2 separate regions of the Homo sapiens genome follow, and region 2 is linked to region 1. A link is an interaction called in ENCODE POLR2A ChIA-PET data of the cell type or tissue named here. Cell type or tissue: OCI-LY7. All regions are shown on one strand. Links, peaks and the distances in the headings refer to the core of each region. The heading gives the core; the rest is flanking DNA.

Region 1 (8,958 bases), core at 1,617-6,616:
CCCAGGAGTTCGAGGCTGCAGCGAGCTATGATGGCGCCACTGCACTCCAACCGGGGTGAACAGAAGAAGACCCTGTCTCAAAAACAAACAAAAAAATCTGGTCGCAGTGGCTCATGCCTGTAATCCCAGGACTTGAGGGTCACTTGAGGCCAGGTGTTCAAGACCAGCCTGAGCAACATAGCCAGACACCCAACTCTAAAAGAAAAAAAGAAAAGCTAGACTGGAGGAAAATGCTTAGAGAGAAAAAGCTGTATTCTCAGGCTCTCATGAGGAAAGTTGAGGTTTTCTCTCCTTTTTGTGTAGAAAAATCCACTGGGATGTGGCATTCTCATTAGACTGTAGTTTAAACAGGACAGGCTTCCATTTGCAGGTGAGAACTTTCGTTTTCACAGCCAGGGCACAAATGTCAGACCTTTTCATGGGATGAATCTGAAATTTGGAAAATCACTGTCATTTTTATACAAATGAAGCCCAGGTGGTTCTCTCTATAGAACTTTCTAGTTAAAAAAGAGGGCAAAAGTCTAATCTCTGAATAGGAATTCCCTGTTTCTTGCAGGTGAATTAATTGCTTTCTGTCTTGGGCTATTTACAGAATACTGATGACAAGCTGAGAGGAAGGAGGAAAAAAATCTCGTAAAAAAAGAGGAATTTTTAGTCACAAAAAGGAAATTATGCCTGCTAAGTGAGACAAGATGTGAATTGGCCTTAAAAAGGAGCAGACATGAATGTTAAGTGGCAGCTTTGTGCTGAAGGTGGGCAGGCGGCCTTGAGTGGCTGAAGAGGAAGACCGGGGGTGTGGAGGCGGTGGATCCTTCTAGAACCTTCTAGAAATTCTGTCCCTTTTAACTTTTTTTTGTCTCGCTCTGTCGCCCAGGCTGGAGTGCAATGGTGCCATCTCGGCTCACTGCAACCTCTCCCTCCTGGGTTCAAGCGATTCTCCTGCCTCAGCCTTCTGAGTAGCTGGGATTACAGGTGCCTGCCTACATGGCCGACTAATTTTTGTATTTTTAGTAGAGATGGGGTTTCACCATGTTGGCCAGGCTAGTCTCGAACTCCTGACTCCATTTTTTTGAGACTCCATCTCAAAAAAAACAAAAAACAAAAAAAAAACCCCAAAGTCTGGGACCTTCCCCTTCTCTCTCACTTGCTCCCACTCTCGCCATGGAACCCTCTGGCTCCCTGTTGCCTTCTGCCATGATTGGAAGCTTCCCAAGGCCCCCCAAGAAGCAGATACTCCTGACATGCTTCCTGTACAGCCTGCAGAATCATAAGCCCATTAAACTGCTTTTCTTTATTAATGACCCTGCCTCAGGTATTCCTTTAGAGCAATGCAAAGAATGCCTATCACAACTCTCTTTCCTTGCAGATGAATTAATCACACCCGATCCTTGTCACAGGCTCTGCTGTTGGGGGAACTCACACTGGGACACCGGGGTGGTGTCCCCTCCCAGCATCACCACTGCCCAGCTATGTGACCTGATTTCCTGGGTCTCCGGGATGTGTTAGGCTCTCAGTGCCTGGAAAGAATGGAGGTCTGTTTGTCCTATGTCTCAGGTTGTTTGATCGTCACAATGTCACCTCCCTACAGGCCTGTTGCTGAGAGGTGTACCTCCCAGCCCACTGACGTCAGGCTCAGCTGTGAGATGGGAGCAGAGGTGATCCACACTGTGTTACAGCAGAAAATTCACGAGCCATTTTCTCATCCTACCATACCCCTTCCCCTCTGCCATGAGACCATCACATTCCAGATTGGGGCCGCCCCTTTAGTCCTGATCCTAGAATAAGGAGGACAGGGAGAAAAACCACTGCTGATCTGCAGTTGACAATGATGGTGGCAAGAAACCCACCTTCCTCCCTCTCTTCCTCCCCTCTACCTTCCTTCCTCCTCTCCTCCCCTCCCTCCCTCCCTCCCTTCCTTCCTTTCCTTCCCTCCCTCCTTCTGTCTTTCTTTCTCTCTCTTTTCTTTCTTTCTTTCTTTTTCTTTCTTTCTTTCTTCTTTCTTTCTTCTTTCTTTCTTTCTTTCTTTCTTTCTTTCTTTCTTTCTTTCTTTCTTTCTTTCTTTCTTTCTTTCCTTTCTTTCCTCCTTTATTTTTTCTTTCCTTTCTTTATTTCCTACTTCTATTCCTCCCTCCTTCCCGCCTTACTTTTTTCCTTCCTCCCTCCTCCTTCCTCCTTCCCTCCCTTTCTTCCTTCCTTCTTTCCTTTCTTCTCCTCTTCTTCTTTCCTTTCCCACTTCCTTCCCTCCACTGAGATTTTTGGGGCTATTTGTTACTGCAGCATAACCTAACCTTTCCTGACTGATACATTAGGAAATCCAGCAATGCCCTCATCTGGCCTCATGAATCTCCACTCCCGGATACAGCCCCTAAGGAAGAAAGTGTCTCTGGCCTTGAGTCCCAGATCCCAGTGGTGAAAGTCTGTGATGCAGGCTTGATCCTGCAGAGCCCCCTTCTTCCTCAGGTCCAGGGATTGGGGACAAAAGGCTCATGGTTCAAATAAACCTGCCCCAGAGGATGCAAGCAGAGAGGAAGAGAGCGAGATGGAACAATACTGGCACCCAGTGCCTAAGACCTGATGGCCTGGTCTGCCAGCCTGGCTGCCCCTTGAGAGAAAAGAGACCAGAGTGGAGGGGCTGGCCCCAGAGGCCAACAAGGAGGAATGGCATGTGTGGCCTGTGTACCATTCTCCCTACATTGTCCCAACTTGCTGCCTAAGTACAGTAGAAACTTAGGTCAAAGGAGAGCAGAACATACAAAAAACACTTGAGCCCTCTGAGGCACAGGGACCTAGGTACTAGCAAACAGGCCCCAAACCAGACCAACTCCATGCAGCAACCTCTTCCCTTGCACACACAGGGCTGGGGTCATGTGAAGAGAGATTCATGAGTGAGTTTTCACCCTAGAGACTGTAGTGAAAGCCAAGTTTGCAAAAACGGTTTTATAAATAGTAAAACATCCACCTGGGTGCAGTGGCTCACACCTGTAATCCCAACACTTTGGGAGGCTGAGGTGGGCAGATTACCTGAGGTCAGGAGTTCAAGACCAGCCTGGCCAACATGGGGAAACCCCGTCTCTACTAAAAATACAAAAATTAGCTGGGCGTGGTGGTGCACGCCTGTAATATGAGCTACTCGGGAGGCTGAGGTGGGAGAATCACTTGAACCCAGGAGGTGGAGCTTGCAGTGAGCCAAGATCGCACCACTGCACTCCAGCCTGGGTTACAGAGTGAGATTGTGTTTCAAAAAGAAAAAAAAAAATAGTAAAACATCTCTTATGTGATAGAATCAACCTAAACACCCATCAATGATAGACTGGATAAAGGAAATGTGGTATATATACATCGTGGAATACTATGCAGTCATAAAAAATCATGAGATCATGTCCTTTGCAGGGACATGGATGGAGCTGGAGGCCATTATCCTCAGCAAACTAAGGGAAAGAAAACCAAATACCACATGTTCTCACTTATAAGTGGGAGCTAAATGATAAGAACACAGGGACACAAAGTGGAGAACAACACACACTGGGGTCCACTGGTGGGTGGAGGGTGGGAGGAGGGACAGGATCAGGAAAAATAACTAATGGGTACTAGGCTTAATACCTGGGTGATAAAATAATCTGTACAACAAACTCCCATGACACAAGTTTACCTACATAACAAACTTGCACTTGTACCCCTGAACTTAAAAAATAAAAGTAAAAAAAATAAAAGAGGTGGGAGGAGGGCCCTCAATTCTAACCCCAGGAAGGGTTCGTGAGTCATATCTTGCTTTCCTGGATGCTGACTTCTTAGGGCAGGTGCTAATTGTGAGATCTTTTCTTTTCTTTTCTTTGTGTTTTTTTTTTTTTTTTTTTTGAGAGAGAGTCTTGCTCTGTCACCCAGGCTGGAGTGCAGTGGTGTGATCTTGGCTCACTGCAATGTCCGCCTCCCAGGTTCAAGTGATTCTCCTGTCTCAGCCTCCTGAATAGCTGGGATTACAGGCACCTGCCACCACACCCAGCTAATTTTTGTATTTTTAGTAGAGATGGAGTTTCACCAGGTTGGCCAGGCTGGTCTTAAACTCCTGACCTCAGCTGATTTGCCCGCTTCAGCCTCCCAAAGTGCTGGGATTACAGACGTGAGCCACCGCGCCTGGCCTAATTGTGAGATTTGAGAAAGAACTTCATTCACATCTACAGCAAGCTGGTAGATGTTTTTCCCAAATCGTTGTTTCTATGGACCGGGCAGATGGAATCATTTATCTAAAAGTTCCTCCCATTGGCATCGAACCAGCTGCATCTGATGCCTCTGGGGGCAGAGGCTGCTCTCGACCCAAAATCTCACCTTCAGCGCTACCTAGCAACAAACGCAAACACAATCTCCTAAGGCTTGAAAGAGAGGTCCAGTTGCAGCCCTAAACTCCATTTACAGCATTCTAGGGGCCGAGAGGACCATGGAGGAGAAGAGGGTTGCCAAAGAAACCAGAGTTATTCTATTTTCTTTTCCTTTTTTGAACTTGAAAATAGAAAATCACTGCTGATGTCTGAATCCTAAGCCTGTACTGACCACAAGGTCCTGTCTTCCACCAGGAGGAGGAGAGGGGAGGATTGGAGGTCGCGGGGCCCTTATGGGCAGTTTCCCTTCCAGGCCCGGGCTCCGGCTCACTTGGTGGAGAAGTTTATTTTCCCTTTTCTCACTCATTTTCAACCTTGCCCATCTCCAGTTTCTTTCTTCCTGGGCGTTGCTCATGTTCTCTCTCTCTTTTTTCTTTTTTTTGAGACGGAGTTTCACTCTTGTCGCCCAGGCTGGAGTGCAGTGGCGTGATCTCAGCTCACTGCAACCTCCGCCTCCCGAGTTCAAGCAATTCTTCTGCCTCAGCCTCCCAAGTAGCTGGGATTACAGGTGTCCGCCACCACACCCAGCTAATTTTGTAATTTTAGTAGAGATGGGGTCTCACCATGTTGGCCAGGCTGGTCTCGAACTCCTGACCTCAGGTGATCCACCTGCCTCTGCCTCCCAAAGTGCTGGGATTACAGACATGAGCCACCATGCTCAGCCGCTCATGTTTTCATTCCTGATGCTTTTTTTTTTTTTTTTTGAGACAGCTACTCAGGAGGCTCTGTCGCCCAGTGGCACGGTCACGGCTCACTGCAGTCTCCACTTCCTGGGCTCAAATGATCCTCCCACTTCAGCCTCCCAAGTAGCTAGGACTACAGGTGTGCACCACCATGCCTATTTTTTTTTAATTGTAGAGATAGGGTCTTGCAATGTTGCCCAGGCTGATCTTGAACTCCTGGCCTCAAGTGATCCTCCTGTCTCAGCCTCCCAAAGTGCTGAGATTACGGGTTGTGAGCTGTCGCACCCTGCCCTCTTTTCTGATTCTAATTCACTATAATCACTCCCTTTCCTTTTTAGAAATTTAATTTCCTTTTAAAATTTTATTTTTATTTATTTATTTTCGACAGGGTCTTGCTGTGTCAACCAGGCTAGAGTGTAGTCGCACGACCACGGCTCACCGCAGGCTTGATTTCCTGGGCTCAGGTGATCCTCCCACCTCAGCCTCCTGAGTAGCTGGGACTATAGGTGTGTGCCATCATGCCTGGCTAATTTTTGTATTTTGGGGGGTAGAGATGGGGTCTTGCTATATTGCCCAGGCTGGTCTCAAATTCCTGGGCTCAAGAGATCCTCCCGCCTTGGCCTCCCAAAGTGCAAGAATTACAGGCATGAGCCTCTGTGCCCAGCCTCCTTTTTGTAATTTGTAAATAAAAAAAATTTTTTTTAATAGGGTCTCACTCTGTCACTCAGGCTGGAGTGCAGTGGTGTGATCCTAGCTCACTGCAGCCTCAACCTCCTGGGCTCAAGCGATCCTCCCACCTCAGCCTCCCGCATAGCTGGGACCACAGGTGCAAGACGCAACACCTGGCTTAGAAAGTGGATTTCTTGATCCACTCTCTTCACTTTTGCATCCTGGGATTGTTTACTGACACAATGAAATGCTAATGTTATAGCAAAGATGCCAGAAAACAGAGAAAAATATCCCTTGTCCCCTGCACTCAGCAGCCCCAGGGTCTGTGGCTGCAGGAAGGTGGACTGTGGCCCAAGGCTGGCCCCAGAAGGCCCCTGTGGGTGCCTGGTGTCAGGGGCAGCGCAGGTCCTGTGCCCGGACCATTTTCTCTTCTTAAAAGACACTAGGCCAGGCGCGGTGGGCTCATGCCTGTAATCCCAGCACTTTGGGAGGCTGAGGTGGGTGGATCACCTGAGGCCAGGAGTTCGAGACCAGCCTGGCCAACTTGGCAAAACCCCATCTCTACTAAAAATAAAAAAAAATTATCTGGGTGTGGTGGCAGGTGCCTGTAATCCCAGCTACTCGGGAGGTTGAGGCAGGAGAATTGCTTGAACCCAGGAGGCGGAGGTTGCAGTGAGCCAAGATCACGCTGCTACACTCCTCAGCCAGGGTGACACAGCAAGACTCTGTCAAAAAAACAAAACAAAACCAAAAAACCCCCCAAACAACAACAACAACAACAACAACAAAAACACCGATCCTTGGATGTAGGGCTGAAATCCAATATGATATCATCTCATGATCTTTAATTTAATTATCTCTGCAAAGACCCTATTTCCAAATAATGTCGCATTCACAGATATTAGAGGTCAGGACTTGGCCGTATCTTTCTGGGAGGCACAATTCAATCTGCAACAGAAGGTACTGGTAGTTTATGAAGAGGACTGCACGATCTCATTGCTGATAGAACAGATCACGCTGGCTGCTCTATGGAGATTAGGCCAAAGTTGGGAGGTGGGGTACGGGGCCACTGCAGGAAGCTGGGCCAGGGATGATGGTAAAAAAGAAAAAAGTGTCACAGGCTTGTGGACTTTCACGGCTGGGCCTGGGTATTCTCCTGTTAGATGTAAATGATTTCGCAGATCATCGACATCGGGCAAAAGGCCGCTCTGTGGCCATGACAAATCAAAACAGTAGTCAGACGCCCCCCTTAAATCATGTCTGAAAACCGATAACATGGGGACAGTGTCTGAACCATAGTATTAACCAAACATGCTCCATCGTGGCTGACAGGAGAGACTGAGCCTTTGAATTTTTCTTTTTTTAAAAAATCAATCAAGCCTAAGCAACATGGTGAGACCCATCTCTACAAAAAATACAAAAAATTAGCTGGGCATGGCGGCGTGTGCCTATAGTCCCAGCTACTCGGGAGGCTGAGGTGGGAGGACTGCTTGAGCCCAGGAAGTCAAGGGGCTGTGGTGAGCCGTGATCATGCCTCTGCACTCCATCCTGGGTGACAGAATGAGACCCTGTCTCAAAAAAGTAAAAATGAGCCGGGTGCAGTGGCTCATGCCTGTAATCCCAGCACTTTGGGAGGCCGAGTAGGGTGGATCACTTGAGGTCAGGAGCTCGAGACCAGCCTGGCCAACATGGTGAAACCCTGTTTCTACTAAAAATACAAAAATTAGCCTGGCATAGTGGTGCACACCTGTAATCCCTGCTACTCGGGAGGCTGAGGTGGGAGAATCACTTGAACCAAGGAGGTGGAGGTTGCAGTGAGCTGAGATCCTGCCACTGCACTCCAGTCTGAGCAACAGAGTGAGACTCTGTCTCAAAAAATAAAAAAATAAAAAAAAATCACAATTCTAGCCTTGCTCCATTCTTCTCACCTTCTAGATGAGAATAATCAAGATAGTCAGGTGTGGTAGCTCACGACTATAATCCTAGTGCTCTGGGAGGCCGGGGCAGGAGGGTCGCTTGAGCCCAGGAGGTTGAGCCTGCCGTGAGCTATAATTGTGTCACTGCATTCCAGACTGGGCAACAAAGGAAGACCCAGTCTCAAAAAAAAAAGATCAAGTTACTCAATTGTGGATACCATCTCACGCCAGTCAGAATGGCGATTATTAAAAAGTGAAGAAACGGTCGGTCATGGTGGCTCACACCTGTAATCCCAGCACTTTGGGAGGCCAAGGCAGGAGGATCACCTGAGGTCAGTAGTTAGAGACCAGCCTGACCAACATGGAGAAACCCCGTCTCTACTAAAAATACAAAAATTAGCCAGGCGTGGTGGTGCATGCCTGTAATCCCAGCTACTTGGGGGGCTGAGGCAGGAGAATCACTTGAACCCAGGAGGTGGAGGTTGCAGTGAGCCAAGATCGTGCCATTGCACTCCAGCCTGGGCAACAAGCATGAAACTCCGTCTTAGGAAAACAAACAAAAAAAAAAAGTAAAGAAACAACAGATGGTGGCGAGGCTGTGGAGAAATAGGAATGCTTTTACACTGTTGGTGGGAATGTAAATTAGTTCAACCATTGTGGAAGAAGGGTGGAGATTCCTCAAAGACCTAGAACCAGAAATAGCATTTGACCCAGCAATCCCATTACTGGGTATATTCCCACAGAAATAGAAATCATTCTATTATAAAGATACATGCACACATGTGTTCATTGCAGCACTATTCACAATAGCAAAGACATGGAATCAGCCCAAATGCCCATCAATGGTAGACTGGATAAAGAAAATGTGGTACATATACACCATGGAATACTACACAGCCATAAAAAGGAATGAGATCCTGTCCTTTGCAGGGACATGGATGAAGCTGGAAGCCATTATCCTCGGCAAACTAATGCAGGAACAGAAAACCAGACACCGCATTTCTGACTTATAAGTGGGAGTTGAACAATGAGAACACATGGACACAGGGAGGGGAACATCACACACTGGGACCTGTTGCAGGGGCGGGCGGGGATGGGAGAGCACCAGGATAGACAGCTAATGCATGCGGGGCTTAATACCTATGGGTTGATAGGTGCAGCAAACCACTATGGCACATGTTTACCTATGTAACAAACATGCACTTTCTGCACATGTATCCCGGAACGTAGAATAAAATTAAATTTAAAAAAAGAAAAAGAAAAAAGGCTGGGTGCGGTAGCTCACACCTGTAATCTCAGTATTTTGGGAGGCTGAGG
Region 2 (8,958 bases), core at 2,078-7,077, 330 kb after region 1:
TACAGACCAGAAATGGCGAATGAGCGGATAGATGGATGGATGCCAGGGTAGATGGATGAACTTTCCCTCCCAGCCATGTCCCCTGAGGAGGGGACAGCAGACAGTGGGTGGGCTGATGGAGGATGTTACCCTAGTACCTGTCTCTAAGAAACACGGTCTCTTGTGCAGAAGATTAGTGAGTTGCTTGACTTCCCCCTTTTCTGGAGCCCCTGCCCTGCCTAATTACAAGGAGAGACCTCTTTTTTTTTGAGCCAGAGTCTTGCTCTGTCGCCCAGGCTGGAGTGCAGTGGTGCAATCTTGGCTCACTGCAACCTCCGCCTCCCGGGTTCAAGCGATTCTCCTGCCTCAGCACCCCCGAGTAGCTGGGATTACCAGCGCGCACCACCACGCCCGGCCAGTTTTTGTATTTTTAGTAGAGATGTGGTTTCACCATGTTGGCCAGGCTGGTCTTGAACTCCTGAGGTCAGGTGATCTGCCTGCCTCGGCCTCCCAAAGTGCTGAGATTACAGGCGTGAGCCACCGCGACTGGCCGCAAGGAGAAACCTCTTGCAGGTATGACGTGAACATCCATCCACCGGCTTTTCATCCCTCCCTTTGCCCTTCGATGGACTTCCCTGTGCTAGAGGGACATCACAGAATGAGGGTCTATGCCGATCTGCTGGTTAGATTCGCCACCTCCCCTCCTCCAAAAAATCACAGGCATTTTCATACATTGCTGATGGAAGAATAAAATAGCACAACCCTCCTCTGCAGGGAAATTTGATTATAGCCAACAAAACGATGTGTATTTACCCCTAACCCAGCAATCTCATGTCAGGGATCCACTCTGAAGATAAATTTCCCACAATACTGAGTAGATTTACGCACGTGCTAAGCTATCGCAGTGTTATCTGTGATAAATTCACTCCCCCCACCGCCGGCAGGAGGGAAGTTGAGTAAATGGTGGTGCATCCACACAAAAGATACTGTGCAGTTAATAAGAAAAAAAAAATGAAGATCTCTAGGAACTGATATGGAGTGACTTTCAGGATACATTGTTGAGTGAAAAAAAGGTATAAAAAAGTATTTACTGTGGGGCAATTTTTTGTATGAGAAAAAAGAAAAGTACATCTGCTGATTTTTGTAAACAGAAACACTAGAAGGATAACTTTAAAATTAATGAAATCATGGCCAGGCATGGTGGCTCATGCCTGTAATCCCAGCACTTTGGGAGGCCAAGGCGGGTGGATCACCTGAGGTCAGGAGTTCGAGACTAGCCTGGACAACATGGTCTCTACTAAAAATACAAAAAATTAGCTGGGCATGGTGCCACGTGCCTGTAATCCCAGCTATTCAGGAGGCTGAGGCAGGAGAATCGCTTGAACCCGGGAGGCAGAAGTTGTGGTGAGCCGAGATCACGCCATTGCACTCCAGCCTGGGCAACAAGAGTGAAAAAAAAACACAAATTAATGAAATCAGTTACCTGTGGGGGCTGGGTAGGGAAGGGGTATTTGACTACACCTTTTTTATATAGTTATCACTTTTGTATCAAAAATTAATAAGGTTGAGGGAAAATGCCTAAAAGTCATTAAGAACATAAATAAATGGAGCTAACTATATATCAAATGGATACCATAACCGTATAGGAGAGAATACTTATTATTATTTTGAGATAGGGTCTCACTCTGTTGCCCAGGTTGGAGTGCAGTGGTATGATCATAGCTCACTGCAACCTCGAACTCCTGAGCTCAAGCCATCTTCCTCCCTCAGCTTCCCAAGTAGCTGGGACCACAGGCACAAGCCACCAATTGTTTGATTTTTTTTTTTTTTTTTTTTTTTTTTGAAGCGGAGTCTCGTTCTGTCGCCCAGGCTGGGGTGCAGTGGCGCGATCTCAGCTCACTGCAAGCTCTGCCTCCCGAGTTCACGCCATTCTCCTGCCTCAGCCTCCTGAGTAGCTGGGACTACAGGCGCCTGCCACCACGCCCGGCTAATTTTTTTGTATTTTTAGTAGAGACGGGGTTTCATCGTGTTAGCCAGGATGGTCTCCATCTCTGACCTCATGATCCGCCTGCCTCAGCCTCCCAAAGTGCTGGGATTACAGGTGTGAGCCACTGCACCTGGTCTTTTCTTTCTTTTTTTTTTCTTTTTTTTTTTTTTTTGTAGAGACAGGGTCAGGCTCTGTCCCCCAGAGTGAAATGCAGTGGCACTACTATAGCTCATTGCAGCCCCAACCTCCTGGGCTCAAGCAATCCTCCTGCCTCAGCCTTCCGAGCAGCTGTGACTACAGGCACACACCATCACACCGGGCTAGAATTTTTTTTTAAGTAGTTAATACAATTTTTTTAATTCCCTCGAGCTTATTTAATTGTCAACCCCATTCCATAATATGCACTCAATAAATAAATGCTTGAGTGAGTGAGTGAGTGAGTGAGTGAGGGAGTGAGTGAATGACATAAGGGTAGAGGCAGGAAGCTGAGCATCTGTCCTCCCCTCCACTGAGATGTCTCTACTCTGATCGCAATTTATGCAATGTAAGCTCTGTTAAGATCAACTTCATATCACAAAAATGAGCCACAGGTTGTTTCTGGGGCCCATACCCTCATCACCCACCTCTTCCCAAGCAAGACTCTGAAATCACACCTTGCTCTCTTTTCTTCCTCTTCCCTTCTGCTTCCCCCACATCCTCACTGATCTCCCATGGGAGCCTTTTCTTAATAAAACACTTGCCGTTTTCTTTGTTTGTTTGTGAGGGCTGCCAAAACAAAGCATCACACACTGGGACTTAAGCAAGATTTAATGTCCCACAATTCTGGAGGCTGGAGGTTCTGAAACCAAGGGGATGGCAGTTGGGGGCTGTGGTGGCTCATGCCTGTAAGCTCAGCACTTTGGGAGGCCGAGGCCAGAGGACTGTTTGAAGCCAGGAGTTGGAGACCAGCCTGGGCAACATAACAAGACACTGTTTCTACTAAAAATATTAAAATTATGGCTGGGTGCGGTGGCTCACATCTGTAATCCCAGCACTTTGGGAACCTGAGGCAGCTGGATCACCTGAGGTCGGGAGTTCAAAACCAGCCTGGCCAACATGGTGAAATGCTGACTCTACTAAAAATACAAAAAGTAGCTAGGCGTGGTGGTGGGTGCCTGTAATCCCAGCTACTCGGGAGGCTGAGGCACAAGAATTGCTTGAATGCCTGGGCAACAGAGCAAGACTCCATCTCAAAATAAATAAATATATACATACATACATACATACATACATACATACATACATACATACAAAAATTCGCCAGGCATGGTGGTACGTGTCTGTAATCCCAGCTACTCCGGAGGCTGAGGCAGGGGATCACTTGAGCCCAGGAGTTTGAGGCTGCAGTGAGCTACAATCGTACCACCGCACCCCAGCCTGGGTGACAGACCTTCTCTCTAGAAGAAGTAAAAAACGGGGGTGTTGGCAAGGCTGGTTTCTTATCAGGTCTGTGAGGAAGAATCTGTTCCAGGCCTTTCTCCTCGGCTCACAGATGGCCGTCTTCTCTCTGTCTCTTTGCAGCCTCTCCCCTCTGTGTGTCCCGTGTCCAAATTTTCCTTTTTTTATAAGGACACCAGTCATATTGGACTAGGATCCATTCTAGTGACCTCATTTTACTTGATCATCCGCAAAGACCCTATTTCCAAGTAAGGTCATTCGTTACAGGTACTGGGGGTTAGAACCTCCACATCTTTTGGGGGACCCAATTTAACTCATAACCTTTGCCTATCAACCTGCCTTAGAGAAGAGCATTACTGGAAAACAGCAGGACTACTGTGACAGTTAATTATTAATACACATAAAGCATTAATGACAGGACCTGGGACACAGCATGTGGGTGATTTTTTTTTTTTTAAGACGAGGTCTTGCTCTGTGTCTAAGACTGGAATGTTGTGGTGCAATCATAGCTCACTGCAGCCTCAAACTCCTGGGCTCAAGTGATCCTCCCACTTCAGCCTCCCAAGTAGCTGGGACTACAGGCGTGTGCCATCATGCCCAGCTCATTTTTTAAATTTTTTGTACAGTAGGTGTCTCACTATGTTGCCCAGGCTGGTCTCAAACTCCTGGGCTGTTATTTTTATTGTGATTTATTATTATTATATACTGAGGTGTGGTCTTCACTCTCTTAAATACCCCAGGGCTCACCACCGAGCTGAGGGTATCCCTTGTGGAGGGGTTCCCACCAGTCATTTTTCCTCCCACCCTTCATCACAGCTGGTTCCCCAGCTCCCCAGGCCCACAGCCCCAAGGGACAGATCTGATACTGCATCTTCCAAGAAGCTTGGAAGAAGCACAAACCACTTAGGAAAAAGGTTGAAGCCATGAAGGAAAACTACCAATGCCACAAAGACAAAGATGATCTCACCGTTAAAATGCCAGCAGCCTCAACACTCTGCTATAGAGGCGATCATAAAAGTTTCAACCCTCCAGAGCCTCCTTGTAATGTTTACAACTGTTTGCAGGGTTTCACTTCCAGAGGACGCCAGAGGAGCAGATGTGCGCTGAGTCAGCAGCTTCTGGGGTCTTAAGGAATCAGAGCAGAAGGCTGGGGCTGTGTGCATTGCTCTGAGATCTGCCTGGGACAGCTGAGCAGGAGGGGATGAGTCAATTTTGGGCTCTGCATTCCTTCCAGTTTGAGGAACGCAGGCCACAACACACCGACCTGTGACTGTTTTTGCAGAAGACTTGGTCTGCCTGAGCAGACCCAGTATCGTGTCTCCACAATTCAACGAGGGTTTGAGAACCTCGACCACCCCCTTTTCTATGCATCAAATATTCAGCAATTCTTTCCAAAGGGATGGTGAAACGGGAGACAGCCTTGTTTGTCTGGCAGGCGAGGCCCCAGCTATCAGCTCAGTTCAAGGTACAGGGGTTCTGCAAGCTGCCAAATGAAAGAAAGCATTTGCGTATGAAAAGAAGAGCCCAGGAACAAAGGAGAGAGAACGGCGTGTGTGTCCCACTCTCTCGGTGGCCTTGGTGATGCTTGACATTTCTGCGAAATGAATTTAGCGCAAAAACCAACAATTCAAAACCTTGTGCCAAACAACTGATGCGAATAGAACCGGTGGGAGAAGAAACAACACGAGGGTGAAATGTGTCCTAAAATAGTCATCGTTTGCTGCTGTGGTCCACGCCAGCAGAGAAGAACGAGTTGTCAGGGGAGTTGTATTAAAGCAGAAAAAAAGGAACGAGGGCCTCGCTGTTGAGGGAAAGAGTACGGGCTTGCATGAGCAGTGGGGGAGGTGGGGGAGTTCTTTCTCTGATTTACTCAGATTCTCTGTCTATAAATTCCCAGCAAACTGTGCAAATTCTGCTTTGAATCCCCCAAGGACCCGGCCACTTACAAAGCGGTGCCGCAAGTGACCAAGCTCCATCCCACAGGCCCCTCCTACTCAACATGCCCAAAATTGACTCATTCTCTGCCCCCTAACAACTCCCCGTACCCCAAGCCCACTCCACTCCACCATTTTCCATCTCAGCAAGAGACCCCACCACCCAGGCACTGGGAGATGGGGCATCCTCTCTCGCCCCATCCAACCCACTGCCACCACTTCCTCCCTGGTGAGGCAGTGTTGGGCCATGAGGATGCTGGCAGGCTTTGGGAGCCAGACTGCTGGGGTTCTGGGTTCAAATCCCAACTCTTCCACTTACTAATCATGTGACCTTGAACAAGTTCATTTCTTCAAGTCTCAGTCTCCTTTTCTGTCAAATACCTCCTGTAGTCCCAGCTACTCAGGGGGTTGAGATGGGAGGATTGCTTCACAGTTGCATCTGCATCTGTATTAAGAGTTCTCTAGAGGGATGGAACTCACAGGATAGATGTATATACAAAGGGAAGTTTATTAAGGAGTATTGGCTCACACGATCACAAGGTGAGGTCCCACAGTAGGCCATCTGCAAGCTGAGGGACAAAGAAGCTAGTCTGAGTCCCAAAACCTTAAAAGTAGGGAAGCCAAGGGTGTAGCCTTCGGTCTGTGGTCAAAGGTCCAAGAGTCCCAAAGCTAAAGAACTCAGAGTCTGATGTTTGAGGGCAGGAAGCCTCCAGCACAGGAGAACGAGGGAGGCCAGAAAACTAAACCAGTCTAGTCTTTCCACGTTCCTCTGCCTGCAATTTTTTTTTTTTTTTTTTTTTTTTTTTAGACAGAGTCTCGCTCTGTCACCCAGGCTGCAGTGCAGTGGCGCTATCTCGGCTCACTGCAAACTCTGCCTCCCGGGTTCATGCCATTCTCCTGCCTCAGCCTCCAGAGCTGGGACTATAGGCACCTGCCACCACGCCCAGCTAATTTTTTGTATTTTTAGTAGAGATGGGGTTTCACCATGTTAGCCAGGATGGTCTCGATCTTCTGACCTCATGATCCACCCGCCTTGGCCACCCAAAGTGCTGGGATTACAGGCGTGAGCACTGCACCCAGTCCTCCGCCTGCTTTTATTCTAGCGGCACTGGCAGCTGATAGTGCCCACCCAGAATGAGGGCGGGTCTGCCTCTCCCAGTCTACTGACTCAAATGTTAATCTCCTTTGGCCACACCCTCACAGACACACTCAGGATCAGTACTTTGCATCCTTCAATCCAATGAAGTTGACATTCAATATTAATCATTAGAGCATCCTATTGCAGATGGGAGAATTCTGTGCTTTAAAACCCATAACAGGCAAGGTGCAGTGGCTCATGCCTGTAATCCCAGCACTTTGGGAGGCCAAGGCGGGTGGATCACTTGAGGTCAGGAGTTCGAGACCAGCCTGGCCCTAACATGGTGAAACCCCGTCTATACTAAAAATACAAAAATTAGCCAGGTGTGGTGGTGCATGCCTACAATCCCAGCTACTCAGGAGGCTGAGGCAGGAGAATCGCTTGAACCAGGGAGGCGGAGGATGCAGTGAGCCAAGATCGCGCCACTGCACTCCAGCCTGGGCAACACAGGGAGACTCCATCTCAAAAAAAAAAAAGTGGCACAATTCATATTCTTAGCAGGGCATTAGGAGAACAAAGACCCAATGTCTGACCTGGGGACAGGCCCCCGATCCGCCCTGTTGGCAGGGGTGGCAGATACTGCCACACTGCACCTCCTCTCCCCTCATGCAGGGTTCAGCTGTGTTAGGGTTCAGGACCGGAAGGAAACTGGGTGTTGCCGGGGACCCTCATGCCTTGGGTAACTGGTTAGAGGATCAAATGAACTCTTGGAGAAGTAGGGGGCTATTCTTGCCTCAGGCTATTTTAAAGTGTTCTTACTAGACAAGGGCCAGGTGTCATTTCAGAACCACCTCCCACTAGAATAGTACACAGCTGCCCATGTCCCTACTAGTACCTTCAAGAGAACCTAGGATAAGCTGGGAGCAGTGGTTCATGCCTGTAATCCCAGCCCTTTGGGAAGCCAAGGTGGGAGCATGGCTTGAGGCCAGGAGTTTGGGACTAGCCTGGGCCACATAGCAAGACCCTATTTCTACCAAAATAAAAATAAAAAATAAAAATTAGCCAGGTGTCGTGGTGTGCACCTATAGTCCCAGCTACTCAGGAGGCTGAGGTGGGAGGATGGCTTGACCCTGGGAGTTCAAGGCTGCTGTGAGCCATGATCACACCACTGCACTCCAGCCTGGGCAAGAAAGCAAGACCCCCATCTCTAGAAATAATAAAAATAATAAATAGAAGAGGAAATGACAAAATAATAATAATAAAAAATAGAAGAGGAGAAGGCCCAGAGAAGGAGGGCCATGTAATGATGGAGACAGATCAGAGTGACATAGCTACAAGCCAGGCAATGCCAGGGGTTTTCTGCAACACTAGAAGCTGGAAGAGGCAGGAAGGATTCTCCCCCAGGCCCCTCGGGGGACACATGTCCTGCTGACACCTGATGTCAGACATCTGGTCTCCAGAGCTGTGATAGAATAAACTTCTGTTGTTTCACCCACCCAGTCTTCAGTAACTCGATACAGGAGCCCCAGGAGGCTAATACCAGGTTCTCTTCCACGTCACCCCCAGCACCTTTAAGCAACCCTGTGTCCCTCATTAAACACCATTTATAACCAACCACATCACCGTGGACTAGTAGTCATAACATGACATTCTGTAGATGTTTAATTAAACTTGTTATTGATTATGATTATGCAATTTCCTTCCCACATTTCACAGCCAATAATTGCTTTTTCCAGGTCTCAAAACTTTTCTTCAGCCTTAAAGAAGCCACAGCCTCCGTGCCCACAAGGCATCAGTAGAACAAACATCTCTCACTTTGCTGTCTCCTCTCTCAGCAAGAAGACACACCTGAGGACAAGGAAAGTCATGCCGGGTCAGGCATGGTGGCTCACGCCTGTAATCCCAGCCCTGTAGGAGGTTGAGGCAGGAGAACTGCTTGAGGCCAGAAATTTGAGACCAGCCTGGGCAATATAGCAAAACCCCATCTCTACAAAAAAACAAAAAATTAGCCAGCATTGGGGGGTGCATGCATGTGGTCTCAGCTACTTGGGAGGCTGAGGCAGAAGGATCCCTTGAGCCCAGGAGGTTGAGGCTAGTGAGCTATGATGGTGCCACTGCACTCCAGTGTGGGTGACAGAGCAAGACCCTGTCAAAAAAAAAAGAAAGAAAAGAAAAGCAAGAAGGAAAGAAAGGAAGGGAGGGAGGAAGGGAAGAAGGAAGGGAGGGAGGGAAAGAAAGCCCTGAGCTGTCTCCTTGAGCAGAAAAGCCAGCCCACCCCAGTGGGCTCTTCCTGCACTACTACAGACAGGCAGGTGCCAGGCCAGGTGTGGCAATGTCACTTTTGTTCAGGAGTGGAGGGAGCAAGTGTCCACTCTCTCCCCACTCCCTGGGGACTGGGCTGTGGTCAAGTGATCCAGGCTCAGCCAATCAGACTCCTACAGAGAGAGACAGATGTTTGATGAAGGGGGAAGAGGGTGGAGGTCAGCAGAGGCCCTCCCTGGCACACCTGGGCTCCTCCCAGCCTCTGTAGTATTTTAGAGATT

What was found. ChIA-PET counts read pairs that join two places held together with the same protein. Peaks named below come from ENCODE experiments on the same cell type or tissue, not always from the same donor. Only the 100,000 strongest peaks of a DNase experiment are listed, where the experiment ranks them.
Region 2: POLR2A ChIA-PET joins it to region 1 with 11 read pairs; 3 of 35 experiments call an interaction of 5 or more read pairs at or near these places.

The regions. Positions count from the first base shown.
Region 1 is chr7:98,437,421-98,446,378 of GRCh38, forward strand. No RefSeq gene overlaps it. Among named protein-coding and RNA genes, the nearest start is that of BAIAP2L1, 41 kb to the left of the region's middle. In OCI-LY7, for the core only: no CTCF peak of the experiment used is centred there; no DNase peak of the experiment used is centred there.
Region 2 is chr7:98,767,211-98,776,168 of GRCh38, forward strand. No RefSeq gene overlaps it. Among named protein-coding and RNA genes, the nearest start is that of TMEM130, 98 kb to the right of the region's middle. In OCI-LY7, for the core only: no CTCF peak of the experiment used is centred there; a DNase peak (open chromatin) is centred at 4,481.